Regions from separate parts of the Homo sapiens genome. Here all the other regions are linked to region 2. The links are chromatin contacts, found by Hi-C or POLR2A ChIA-PET in ENCODE. All regions are on one chromosome and are shown on one strand. The core of a region is the stretch at or near the end of the contact, and the rest is flanking DNA. Distances in the headings are between cores, read along the strand shown. Region 1 has its middle 15 kb from the start of PHF19. Region 2 holds the start of RAB14 (RAB14, member RAS oncogene family). Region 3 overlaps C5-OT1 (C5 3' UTR overlapping transcript 1).

Evidence for each region. A loop is a pair of places that touch in the nucleus more often than their neighbours do. ChIA-PET counts read pairs that join two places held with the same protein, here RNA polymerase II (POLR2A). Pooled maps may share reads with other maps.
Region 1: a loop to region 2 is called in a map of CD4-positive, alpha-beta memory T cell, with 3 times the contacts of the local background. The contact joins the enhancer-like site here to the promoter of RAB14 in region 2. A Hi-C loop is called at or near these places in 1 of 168 maps with a recorded cell type or tissue (CD4-positive, alpha-beta memory T cell), 1 of 37 single-sample maps with no recorded cell type and 9 of 50 pooled maps. POLR2A ChIA-PET finds 5 or more read pairs at or near these places in 6 of 52 experiments (CD4-positive, alpha-beta T cell, GM10248, GM12878 and 3 more).
Region 3: a loop to region 2 is called in a pooled map, with 2.3 times the contacts of the local background. The contact joins the enhancer-like site here to the promoter of RAB14 in region 2. A Hi-C loop is called at or near these places in 1 of 168 maps with a recorded cell type or tissue (B cell), 6 of 37 single-sample maps with no recorded cell type and 9 of 50 pooled maps. POLR2A ChIA-PET finds 5 or more read pairs at or near these places in 2 of 52 experiments (MCF 10A and activated T-cell).

The regions. Positions count from the first base shown.
Region 1 is chr9:120,889,727-120,894,113 of GRCh38, reverse strand. It overlaps a transcript of PHF19 not described here. Among named protein-coding and RNA genes, the nearest start is that of PHF19, 15 kb to the right of the region's middle. RefSeq lists an enhancer at 1,274-1,493. Within about 2 kb of position 2,398, at least 10 of the 41 ENCODE cell types and tissues checked have a DNase peak (open chromatin) inside an H3K27ac peak, as active enhancers do; they include CD4-positive, alpha-beta T cell, where a contact is called at or near this core.
Region 2 is chr9:121,199,281-121,203,265 of GRCh38, reverse strand. RAB14 (RAB14, member RAS oncogene family) reads left to right here and starts at 1,397. Exons shown (of 8, transcript NM_016322.4): 1 at 1,397-1,627. It also overlaps a transcript of GSN not described here and the pseudogene RN7SL181P. RefSeq lists enhancers at 816-975, 1,246-1,465, 1,284-1,783 and silencers at 1,476-1,945, 1,966-2,215.
Region 3 is chr9:120,942,328-120,946,485 of GRCh38, reverse strand. It overlaps C5-OT1 (C5 3' UTR overlapping transcript 1), which reads left to right. Exons shown (of 2, transcript NR_148450.1): 2 at 2,977-4,158. Among named protein-coding and RNA genes, the nearest start is that of C5-OT1, 8.4 kb to the left of the region's middle. RefSeq lists an enhancer at 1,591-1,640. Within about 2 kb of position 1,910, at least 3 of the 41 ENCODE cell types and tissues checked have a DNase peak (open chromatin) inside an H3K27ac peak, as active enhancers do; they include B cell, where a contact is called at or near this core.

The sequences.
Region 1 (4,387 bases), core at 1,149-3,648, 310 kb after region 2:
GTTGACAGATGAGGTGACAGGTTCCAAATGAATCCACCATTCCAGTGGTCCAAAAACCGGCCCTACATGGGATCACCCCTGGGCTTGTGAAAACTGGGAGCGCTGGGTGGGCCCCACATGGTTTGAGTCAGTAGTTCTGGAGTGAGGCTGGAGATTTTGCATTTATAAGAGCTCCCAGTCTAGGCTGATGCTCCAGGTCTGGAGCTACACTTTGAGAACCACTGCCCTATGCAACAGTGCCTCTTATGAATAAATTTTAGGCCCTTAGGGAAACCTACAACTCACCATAGACCACCTTCCATCGCAGGGATCTATATGATGTATTTTCTCCCTCGTAACAGTATTAGAGAGTTGCTTTCCTGACTGTCTGCCTGGTGTCCAACCCTCAGAGGGAGTGAGCCCCAGACACTACATTCAGTCATCTCTGAGTGCACCTCCTGTGCACTGCATGACGTGTGCTTTCTAAAGCATGCGTGCATCTGTCAAGCAAAAGGTCAAGGAACCGTTCAAAGATGAATTTGCTCACTTAAGTGATGACCAGGAGAGGGATCAGTCAGGGCTGGGAAGCTTGCAGAAAACTGCCAGAGGCTTCCAGAAAGGGAATGTACAGGGCTAGGGCTAGAGATTGGATGACGGGGGCAGACAGGACAGGGTCTTTAGCACATAAGCATGCTGAGAGGGGAGTGATGGGGCAGCCACACTCAGACAGGGAGCCACCTGCCATCACTGCTATAATCAGAGGGGCCCTGGTGTGGAGGGGAGCAGAGACCTGGGACAAGGAGCTGAGGGAATCGAGAGCTTCTGGAAGGCCTCCCCATTTTATTGACCCAGTGAATCCATGTGGTTTCTCTGTCACACTCTAGCTGGCTTGAGCAAAGGGAGAGCGTCCTCACTCATGTTGCACACATTACTGCCTTTACTAAGTCATTTAACAATGACATTCATAGATGAGGGTATTTCTGGTGTTGAAATAATCACAGCTGCCACTTATTAAGTGCCTGTTACATGCTAGGCACTTTACATCATCTTACTCAATCCTCCCAGCAACTCTGATAAGGTGGCACTGAGATTGTCCCCATTGTACAGACGAGGAAACTGAGGCTAAGAGAGGTTAGTCAGCTTGGCTAAGGTCCCAGTCGCTAGGAAATGGCAGGGCTATTGTCTTTCCATCTCTAAACTGCTGCTTTCCACTCTACCATCCTGCCCTCATTTCCTGAACACCTGCTCTGTGCAAGGCCCTGTGTGCAACCACAAAATGAATCATTCAAGTAGTCATGTATTCAATAACCCTTTTTTTCAGCACTTACTATTTTTATGGGCTTATTTATTTATAGCATGCCTTATTTCAGAAAGCACTTAACTTCTTTATTTGATATACAAGCATAAAATTTTACAGGAGTGGTCATGTGACAAGCATCAAACGAAAAACAGAAGTTGGAAAGGTCAGAAGCACCCAGGAATGACAGGTATACAAGTGTGGACCTTGAGGTCCTATATGCCATGGGGACAGGCCACAAATTGCCCTCTGACCTTTCTAGCAGCTAAAACTTGATCCCACGCAATTCAGTGTCCATAAGACACTGGCACACCATTGCTGAGGCAAATCAAAACTCTATTAGGCCCTGAGACCTGAGAGGTATTTTTTTAGAGAGTTGGCATGAAGAGAACACTGTTAAACGTGAGGAACAATGTCCCCAAACAGCCTCCCAATTGCACGTACGGCACAAGTCTCAGGGGCCGTTTCCTGTACCCGCTCCCCACCGCCTCCCCACTCCTACTCCGTGCTGGCCCAAGTCCCATAGCAGGAAAACAGCTCAAAAAAGAGAGAGCCGAGACAAGGCCAGGCAAGCACACCACCCTCTAGCTTCATCCACGTGTGGGGTTTGCCGCAAACATTGGTAATAGATGCTAAATTCAGGTCCCAGGTAAGTTTTGTTTGGTCTGAGCTGTGTACTTAAATGGCTTGAATTAGTTGTCAGCTTTAAACAAGTTTCACCTTTTTAAAAATTCAGATTTTTGGCATTCTCTTTTTAAAAAAGAGGGACTTGACAACATGGGGCCCACATTCCCAAAGGACAAGAATTTGCTAGAGCCAGTCGTTTTCCAGTCCCCGCATGGTCCCCTGGAGGCCTTTCTTTGCTTTGAACTTTCCTACCTGGCTCTGCAAGGCGTCAGGGGTTTGCAGCCTGTTTTAGGATGTTTTGAGCCCTGGCACATTTGTGTGCAGAAGGATCACCAGGAGACTTGTTTATAGCACAGGGTCCCTGGTCTGGCTCCTTGGATTTGGGGTGGGGCTCAGACAGGCATCCTTCTACCAGGTGACTGTGATGCTTCCGTCTCTCCTAACAAGCACGGAAGACTGGGTGGGGCCTGTGGGGGACTATACAGCTGCTCAATGCTACTGACTCAGATAAACAGATGACTAGTTTTCTTTCAACACAACAAATATGGCAAATATAGTGGGGTTCCGAGTTCAAGGTTATACTCCCCGAGGTGCCTGGAGTGCAGCTCCTCTAAGTGGCTGGGTGGGTCTTGAGTCGTGTGCTGTAAATTATGGTGGCGCTCCACCTGGGCTGCACCTTGAACCACCCGGGGAGCTTTTCAACCCACACTCTTCACCCCATGCCTAGGCCACATCCAGGCCAATCAAACCAGAGTCTCTGAAGATAAGAACACAGGCATCAGCATGTTAAGGTTCCCGGGGTGATCCCAAAGTACGGCAGGTGTGCGGGCTTAAGATTGAGCAAGGTTCTCTAGGCCAATACCTTCTCTAGATATTGACTGTAGCTGGACCAAGTTCCTCAGAGAGGGGAGGGGAGGGAAGGAGAGGAGAAGAAGGGGAAAGGAGGGGAGAGGAGGGGAGAGAAGGGAAGAGGGCGGGAGAGGCAGATGAGTAAATGGATCCTTACACTAACTGTGATGAGCAGAAACCCAGGCGCTCTGGGGCATGAGCAGGGATACCTAACCCAGCCCTGGGGGCTCAATCTCTCCCCACCCCTGCAGGAGAGGCTTGGGGTGAGTTTTGGGAATAAGGACCATCCAGCCACATGACGAAGGGGAAGGAAAATCCCCATCAAGGCAAAAACACAGTCCAAGGCTCTGAGGCCCAAATTCCGGGGAGAGGGGTGAAGGTTGTTTGTCGCACCTGGGTTAAAGGGTGGGGGTGGAGAGTAGGAGAAGAGGCTACACAGGTGAGAAGGTGTCAGATCACAAAGGGCCTTGTATGCCAAACTAAGAAGACTGAACTTGACCATGAAGTTAGGCAGACCCTCTGGAGAGTTTTAAAGCAAGGAGTCGTGTGGATGAACAAACCTGTGATGGGCTGGGGTTACCAAGGAGGGCTTCCTGGAGGAGGTCAGACTTGAGCTGAGGGAAGGATAGGATTTGGAGAGCTGACATTCTGATGAGCGGCTTCGGTTAAAGCTCACAAAAACCCTTCCCTCCCCCATGCCCTTTGAAATCATTTGAATCAAAGATTGCGTGTGTTAAAGACATGTTTGTCTGTTATCTGAAAGCTGTGGTTTCTCTTTAACAGATTCAGGGCCTCATCCTTTGACTCGGAACCAGGAAGGAATTAGGAGCGAGTCCTCCTGCCCAGAGAGCTAATTACTGAAATTCAGTGGCCTCACCAGGGCGAGTGGCGTCACCGGCCTGCATCCCCCAACAGCTCCTAATTTCTAACTGGTCAAAGTTAGACATTTCAGTACATTTTTATGGGCTGCCCAAAGCCAGCTGGAAGCTTTTTTTCCATAAACTCTCCCTGAGACAAGTAGCCAGGTTTCACATATTAAAATGAAAACGTCAAAAGCGTTAACAGGAAAAAAAAAAAAAAAAAAAAAAGCAGGCTCATTTGTGAGGCCTCAGCTCACAAAACCTGAATCAGGGTCCAACAGCATCTGCCTGTTTTTATTCTGCAAAGCTGAGATCAAGTTAAAAGGATGATGATAATCACTTGTTTATCTATTCACTCAGCAAACACTTATGGGACATTTACTGGGTGCCAGGTCTTGAACTGGGCACTGAGATGAGAAGCTGCCTGAGGCATGATGGTCCCATCCCACTGCCCTCCAGGGCTCAAAATACTTTATAGTTTACAAAGTGTTTTCACATGCAATTTTGTGAGCTGTGGGTGCCATTATTATCCACATTGCTTAATACATGGCAGAACCTGACCTTAGGTTGTCCAAGTCCAGATTCTAAGTCCAAGTCCAGTCCAGATCCTAGAGCCTGTCCACTCTTTCCTTCCTTCCTCTCTTTCTTTCTTGTTAGTTCTTTCTTTTTCTTTTTCTCTTTTTTCTTTCTCTTTCTTTCTTTCTTCCTTTCTTCTTTCTCTTTTCTTTCTTTCTCTCTCTCTCTCTTTCTTTTTTTCAAGACAGGGTCTTGCTCT
Region 2 (3,985 bases), core at 148-2,647:
CACTCTATCTAGTGACACAGTGCACTACAGCCCAGAACTCCTGGGCTCAAGCGATCCTCTCTCCTCAGCCTCCCCAGTAGCTAGGATTACAGGCGCAGACTACCAGCCCTCCTTGCTTACGTTCCTTTTTTTTTTTTTTTTGAGACAGTCTCGCTCTGTTGCCCAGGCTGGAGCGCAGTGGCGCGATCTCGGCTCACTGCAAGCTCCGCCTCCCGGGTTCACGCCGTTCTCTTGCCTCAGCCTCCCGAGTAGCTGGGACTACAGGCGCCCGCCACCACGCCCGGCTAATTTTTTTGTATTTTTAGTAGAGACGGGGTTTCACCGTGTTAGCCAAGATGGTCTCGATCTCCTGACCTCGTGATCCGCCCGTCGTGGCCTCCCAAAGTGCTGGGATTACAGGCGTGAGCCACCGCGCCCGGCCGGCTTACATTCTTTTAAAGTCAGAAGAAAAAAATGAACTTTCAGGTCAGAGAAAATATTTTGTTATATAATATTGATACGTCATGTTTATATCAATGCAGTTGTAAAATATGTTAAATATTTATACATATATTTAACTTACATGTGTGTGAAATATATGTGTGTGTGTAATGTACAAGCCACAAGGCAAAAGTGCTCAGGGTCCAAGAAAGTCAAAACGTGTCCCTGCACCCGAAAAGCACGAAACCTTCTGGGGCAGTGATTATGGCAGAGCAAGTTGGAAGATGGCAGGTGGTAGACAAATTGTGAAAAATATCACATTTCTCTCACCCTGTCAAAGGCAACCCCAAAGTGAAGTCAAAATAGAGATGAAATGCAGGGTCACTTCCTAGCTGCGTGATCTTGGACAAGAGAGTTGACCAACCTGAGCCTCAGTTTCTCCATGGATACAATGGGGATGCGTGCCTCCGACGTTTGTTGGACAGGACCGGTATATACGAAGCATACAGCGGTATATACAGTAAATGCCCCCATAAATACACGTTGAATGAATGCAGTAAATGCATGCTTAGCATGGTGGCCAGTATACGGTAAGCGTCCAATAAGTGGTAAATGTTGGCTTTAAAAATTGTTCAAAAGTCTCCACGAGCGACAACCCTAGTTCTCCAAGACGCAGGCGCACCCCACCAGGTTCCACGCAGACCTGCGCAGTAGCTCCCCCAAGAGGCGAGGACACGCGACTGCGCTTGCGCATACGCGCTTTCCACCTTCCCTCCGGGCGCGAGCGCCCGTGGGGCGGGCCTCAGCGGCGGCGCGACAAGTCCAGAGGTGAGGGCTGAGGAAGGGGCGTGGCTAGCGGGCTGGCCTCAGCCACCCTCTTCCGGGCTCCGCCAGCTGCGCGCGCATCTTCTCCCCCTTCTTTTGTGGTCCGGCCCATTGCGAGGGTGACAGGAAACCCTGTGCAGGGAGCGCCGCCATCTTGGACCAGCCCGAGGAAGATACTGAGGGAGCACAGGAGCAGTCACCGCTGCCACTGCTACTGCCGCTACTGCTGCCGGCGCGTCTGCACCTCTCGGCCTGCCAGTGTACCTGCCGGCGCCTCGGTCGACCGCCCCCGCCCCCTCTCCCGCTGCGTCCGCACTCCTGTTCCTGGTCCTGACGCCCCCCTCCCGCCCGGAAAGCTGCCCAGCCACCAGCAACCCCCCAGGTAACCCGGGCCTTCCGTAGTGTCCGGCCGGCTGATACCTCCTCGCGCCGGGTTCTTCAGAGGGGCGTGTGTGGGGACGGTGGAGACTGGGCCGCAGGCGGGCGGCGCCCCGGGGCCAGGCCCCGTCAGGCCGTGGCTAGCCCGTGGGTCGGCGGTGAGCGCCGCGGCGCCGGCCTGACAGGACTCCTGGGCGGGGGCGGAGGTGTCCCCTGCGCGGCTCCGGCCTGAGCCTCCTGCCCTCCCCAACCGGCGGGGCGCTCCGAGGCGTGCAGGGAAGGGTGTGTTCCGGCCTCGCCTTCCCCGCCTTCTCGGCGCGGCTGGGCAGGACCGCATCTCCCGCGGGCCCCCCTCTCGCCGCTGTTCCCCGCGGCCGCAGCCCGCCCCCGCAGGGTGTACCCACGCGTGCCGCGCCGCCCTGCAGCCCGCAAGCCCCAGACGTGGCGGTCCCGTCCCGTAGGCCGCGTCTGGCTCTGAGTACAAAGGCAGCTCTTCGCAGCCCTCTTGGCGTCTCGGGGCAGCTCCGGTGTCCTTGTCGATGTGGGGAGCCCGGCCCTGCAGCCGGGCCGGGCCGGGGCCGGGGTCTGGGTCTGTGCGCCTGTGCTTGCGATGTCCTGGTTTTGGTGCGTTCCTGTGAGGCCCGTGGACAGCCTCTACGGCCCTGAACCTACAGAGCATCTAGAAATAAGAGAAAGTTGTGGCATTTCTAGAATCTAAGAGAAGACGACAGAGCTGGAGTGTTTTAAGCGTTTTAACTGTGGGCCAGGTACATATTTATGTATTTTTGTACCTATTTATCTTGCCCCGCGTAGCCCTCGGAGATAAGTTGTCTCCACTTCATAAGTGAGGAAACTGAGGCCTAAAGTTGTGATGTGTGTCTGGCTGTTGATGGTACATTACAAACTGGCTTCGGCTCACACTGTGGCTGGTGGTTTCTGTACTACATTCAAAAATTAGGCTAGGGTTACAGACATGACCATTTATAATGTAGTTACAACTTTATTCCTTTTTTACTGTGTTCGCATTGGATGACAGCTGATTACCCTTTTATGACCTAAAGTCCATAAAGTCAACCACTACACTGGCAAATCCTCATGCTTACAAACCCCAAAGGAGAGATGCCAGGATTTCAGTTTCATATATGAAGAAGAAACGGGTTCCAAGAGGACAGGTGCCTTCCTGGTGACCCCACAGCAAGTGTCAGAGCCCAGATTTGAACTCTTGCAAAGTTTACTGCTCATTTCGTTACTATCCCAACTGCCTTTAAAAAATTCTTTTATTTTTCTAAGGTAAATATTGTAGAGGAACAACTGCCTTTTATTTAGATTTGATTGTTGAAGACAAACTTGACCTTGCAGTAATCCAGCTCCTACCCCTTTATTCCCCCAAGCCTTTCCAAATTTTTTCTTCCAAGTTCTGTTTAGGCAGTTTTATTTGATCATGCCTAGAGGTATGTCGTGGTTAAGAGTTTTGGAGTCATACTGTCAAGGGTTCTCCCTCCAGTACTGCCACTTCCTAGTTAAGTGATCTTAAGCAAGTTACTTAACCTTTCGGACTCAGTGTCCTTATCTATAAAGGGGATAATTGGACCTGCATCTTAGAGTTGTTGCTAGGATTAAATGGGGTTTAAAGAAAGCCCTTAGCACATTGCTTGGCATATAGTAAATCAGTGCCTGTAACAGTGCCAGGCACATAGTGGGTGTTTAATATCTTTTGAATGAATGAGAGAGGAGTATAGCTTTGGAGAGCTACATGTAGAGTTAAACCTGGGCCTTAATTCTAGCTCTCCATTTAGTAGTAGTATGACCACGGGTAGATCACTTCGGTTTCCTTATCTGAAAAATGAGTTTTTAGGATTAGAGACTGTTTATAAAGTAGCTGGCATGTGTTAGGCCCTCAATAAATGGCAGTTATTGTAAAGACGTAAAACCTTAGATTATAATAGCTATTAAAAAATCCCTTGAAATTAAAGCTACATCTTAAAAAGTTGTTGCTTTTTTTGTATTACAGTTAAACTTTATCATTGTTGCATACTTCAACTTTGCAACAGAATTTGGAGTGTTCATTTTTATCAATATCAAATATCTTTGCATAGTCACAGTAAGATATTGTGCTAGTGGAGGAAACTTGATTAAGGTAAATAAAATGTGAAAACTTGGGCTATTGAGAGATGTTTCATGTTTTTTAAAAGAGGCTTGAAACATTTTTATGTGGTAAAAAATGCCAGGCATGGCTAAAGACAACAGTTTGACAAATAGAAGTATTAGAGGTACTGTACTTGACTTTTAAAAAGCTTCTTATTCTAGACAATTTTAAATATATACAAAATCAGGTAGCATACTGAGCATTCATATACCTATC
Region 3 (4,158 bases), core at 661-3,160, 260 kb after region 2:
GGAAAAGTAGCAGCACTTACTCACTTTAGCCAGGAAAAGGGTGTGTGTGGTCATTTTTGTGGTTTGGACAATGTTCTTGTTTTTATATCCTGCTCAAACATGATTATAGAGTAGTCGTTTTTAGTATGGATCCATTTTGTCTGATGTTGATGTTCTATGACATCAGACACAGAGAACACCCCAGCCTGGCTCTGGGCACCAGACTGGCTCCCAGGGACACCGAGGCCTCACGCCAGTTGTCCAGGGCCACTCTTCTCTTTCACAGACCCCTGTCCCAGAAACATGCACATACACACACCATGCTCACAGCCTCATACCTGACAGAGGCCCCCCGCCACCAAAATTCCACTCCTTCTCTGTTTCCATCATTATAGTCAGATATGTGTATGTTACATGCACAGTCATGAATTATACAAATCTAAAATGCCCACACCAGAAAGGACCTAGAGCTCATCTCATCCGATTCCTTCATTTTTTGCCTGTGAACATGGAGGTCCAGAGGAGCAGCTTGTCTAGGATTATGGTGCTGATAAATGGAAAGGCCAGGACAGAAGCCCAAGTGAGGCCTCTGAACACCGCATTCTTCCCACCACTGAGATGAGCAGGAGTTACAGAGACACCAGTTTTGGCTCCCTGTGAAGAAGCATTTTCTTATAGCCATAGCCATTCAAAAGTAGAGTCAGGTCCAAGTTCCTTATTGCTGGGGCCATCTGAGCAGAGTCTAGCTGCCACCTTCCAGGGATGTTTCTGGGCAATTCAAGGTAGGGGGCTTAATGTCCCTTCAGTGCTGAGAGACTTTTAATAGTCAAGAAAACATCTACTTGACTGCTTTAATAAAAAGGTGAAGTTTTCACATCTGAAAAACAGAAGTACTAATAATACCCAAGTCAGAGGATTTCTGCAAGGCTCAAATGAGATAATACAGATAATGCACATAAAATGATTAGCACAGTGCCTGGCACAATAAAAGTAACTTGTGGCTGGGTAATAATACCTCTCTGGCACACTAGAGGTGGTAAATTCAATAATTTTTTACCTGTGAACATCCTACTTAGATTCATAAAATATTGACATTTAAAGATCCTCTAGAGATCATCTCATCAATGCCTCCCCATTTCACAGACCAGGAAGCAGGCCCAGGGAGGAGCCAGGACTCACCAAGAGGGTTCCACAACAGAGCTGGGGCTAGAACCCGCAGCACCAGGCTCCTCTGCCTTCCTATATGCAGCCTGGTGTCTCCTCAGGGCCTAATAGAAACATTGCCTGCAGGGGCAAGCAGAGACCCGAGCCTGGTGGTGAGGGCCAGGGCTAACATGTCTAACAGATGAGTTGGGAGCAATCAGAGGGTTTTGGTGTTGTTGTTGTTAGGCTGGAGGGGTGTGTGTGTGTGTGTGTGTGTGTGTGTTGGTGTTGGAAGGGTGGTCGGTGGGAGGGGGGTTGAAACTGAATGAGACAAGAGAAATTGGAGTTAAGGAAAGGATTGTTTGGCTTAATAATATATTTTCCAAATAAAGAACCTTTAGGAAATTAGAGCCAGGACTAGACTGTAATTCTCTGAGGGCAAAGGAAGAGGAAGGGAAAGGAGATATGCTTAGAGTTGGAGGAGAAGGCAGAAAGGTTTCCTGAGTCTGTTAGGGCCTTGGGGCAAGGCTGGTCGTCATTCATCCTCTTCTTGCCTCCTCCTTTCACCTCTAAAGGCGAAAGGCCAAACTGTGGTCTGTTCATTAAATAAATGCTGGGTGTCGAAATTAAAATGGCTCACTGATTTGGCTATGTTGTGTGTGTGTGACTGACAGACAGAGAGAGAAAGGAGGAGTTAGTATGGGGAAGTGATACAGTGAAGAAGTAAGACATTGAACCATGAAACAGAGGAGCTGCCCTGACTTGTGGCCTTGGGAGAGTTCCTGAACCTCATCAAGTCTCAATTTGCCCATCTAGAAAGCGGAAGTAACATTATCAGCCCTAATGGGTTATAATGATTAGGAAAAACACCTTAGTGCCAACTCAGGAGCCCACAATCTGTGGCAGTCAGCTGGAGTGTGATTTCCAGCTGTCTTAACTCTCTAGGCCTCAGTTCTATCTTTTAAAAATAATGAAAGAATTTCCCCCAACCCAATTTACAGATTTGTTGCAAGGATGAAATAAGATCCAACAAGTGAGAGAAATTTTAAAATGTAGAATCTTGCACAAATATAAACATAGCATTAAAAACAAAAAGCATCTTTGTGCTAAGATACCATAGACAGAGACTGCCTGGTGTGCTTTTTTAAAAATTGGGAAAAGACCACTATCTTAAAAAACAACCTCCTCCAGTGCCTCGAATTTTCCCATTTGCCTTCCTCTTTTGGTCCTCAGGACTGTCAGCCTTAGAACAATGCTATACAAAGTGTGGTCCCTGGCCGCCTGGGAGTTTGTCAGGAATGCAAATTCCCAGACCCCACCCCAGACCTACTGAAACAGAAAATCTTGGGAGCAGAGCTCGGAGATCTATATTTTAATAAGATATCCAGGCCTGGCGTGGTGGCTCACGCCTGTAATCCCAGCACTTTGGGAGGCCGAGGCAGGTGGATCACGAGGTCAGGAGATCGAGTCCATTCTTGCTAACTCGGTGAAACCACGTCTCTACTAAAAATACAAAAAAATAGCCGGGCGTGGTGGCGGGTGCCTATAGTCCCAGCTACTCGGGAGGCTGAGGCAGGAGAATGGCGTGAACCCGGGAGGTGAAGCTTGCAGTGAGCCGAGATTGCGCCTCTGCACTCCAGCCTGGGTGACAGAGTGAGACTCCATCTCAAAAAAAAAAAAAAAAAAAATCCAGGAATATTATAGGCATGTTAAAGTTTCAGAAGTGTTGTTTAAGAGCTTGTGAAAGTGCAGGTTCTCATTCTATAGGTCTGGGATGGGTCATCCTGTTAACTTTTGTACGGTTTTAATAATTTTTCTTTTTTTCTTCTAATTACCATAATTTTATAATTACAGGTTGAGCATCCCAAATCTGAAAATCCAAAATCTGAAATGCTTCAAAATTTGAAACTTTTTGAGTACCAACATGACACCACAAATGAAAAATTCCACACATAAGTACTTAACACAAACTTTGTTTCATGTAAAACATTGTTTAAAACATTGTATAAAATTACCTTTAGGGGATGTATATAAGGTATACATGAAACATAAATGAATTTTGTATTTAGACATGGTCCCATCCCCAAGATATCTTATTGTATGTATATGCAAATATTCCAAAATCTGAAAAAAATCTGAAATCTGAAACACTTCTGGTTCCAAGCATTTTGGATAAGGATTACTCAACTGGTACCTTAGTCTGATTAATTTATTCTCAGCTTCTATGTATTAGTTCTTAGGGATTCTTTTTTTTAACTTCACCTTTTTTGTAATGTTCCTAGCAAATGTTATTCATGTTATTTCACTTTTTAAAAATTATGCCATTGCTCTAGTGGCGGAGCAGGAAGCAAAGGAATACAGGGCCAGCATGCTGCTGAATGGGCCTGGCAGCAGCAGAACTACGTGAAGAGGCCTCTGTGTTCCTGGAGGTTTATGGACAGAGGTCCTTGTGTAACTTAATGTTCCAGATCCCGTGTCCTAAGCAGAGTAGCTGCAACCCAGAAACAGCCTCTGCAAAGGAGCCTTCAGTACCAGATCCAAGCCTCACTTTGTGTCCTCACTCCCACTTGCTCATTGGCCCCTGACCCAGCCTTCAGGATTTCAACAGCAAGCCGAAGAGCAGGTGCTCCTGTCAGCTTTTCTGCTCACTCTGGCTCCTGTGGCCAGACCCAAGTTCATACAGCAGATCTTTCCTGCCCTGCGTGGGCCTTTGAGACGCTGTGGAGGGTGGGCCTGCTTGGTTGATTACTACTGCTGCTGCTTCTAGTTCCATTGACCCACCAGGGACAGCAGCTCTGATTCGGCCTATGCCTGCCCTCCGCCACCTCCCTCCTTCCTTTCTCCCTTCCCCTCCCCCCTCTCCCACATACCAGAAATCACTGTCTTGGCACTTGGGATTTGAAAATTTGCCCAACAAATGAAAACTGATCTTATCTGTCTGCAAAGCAATTCGACAATGCATTTCAGGAGCCAAAATATGTTTATATTTCTTGATCCAGTAATCCTTCTCCTGTTGAATGATTTATATAAATTCCC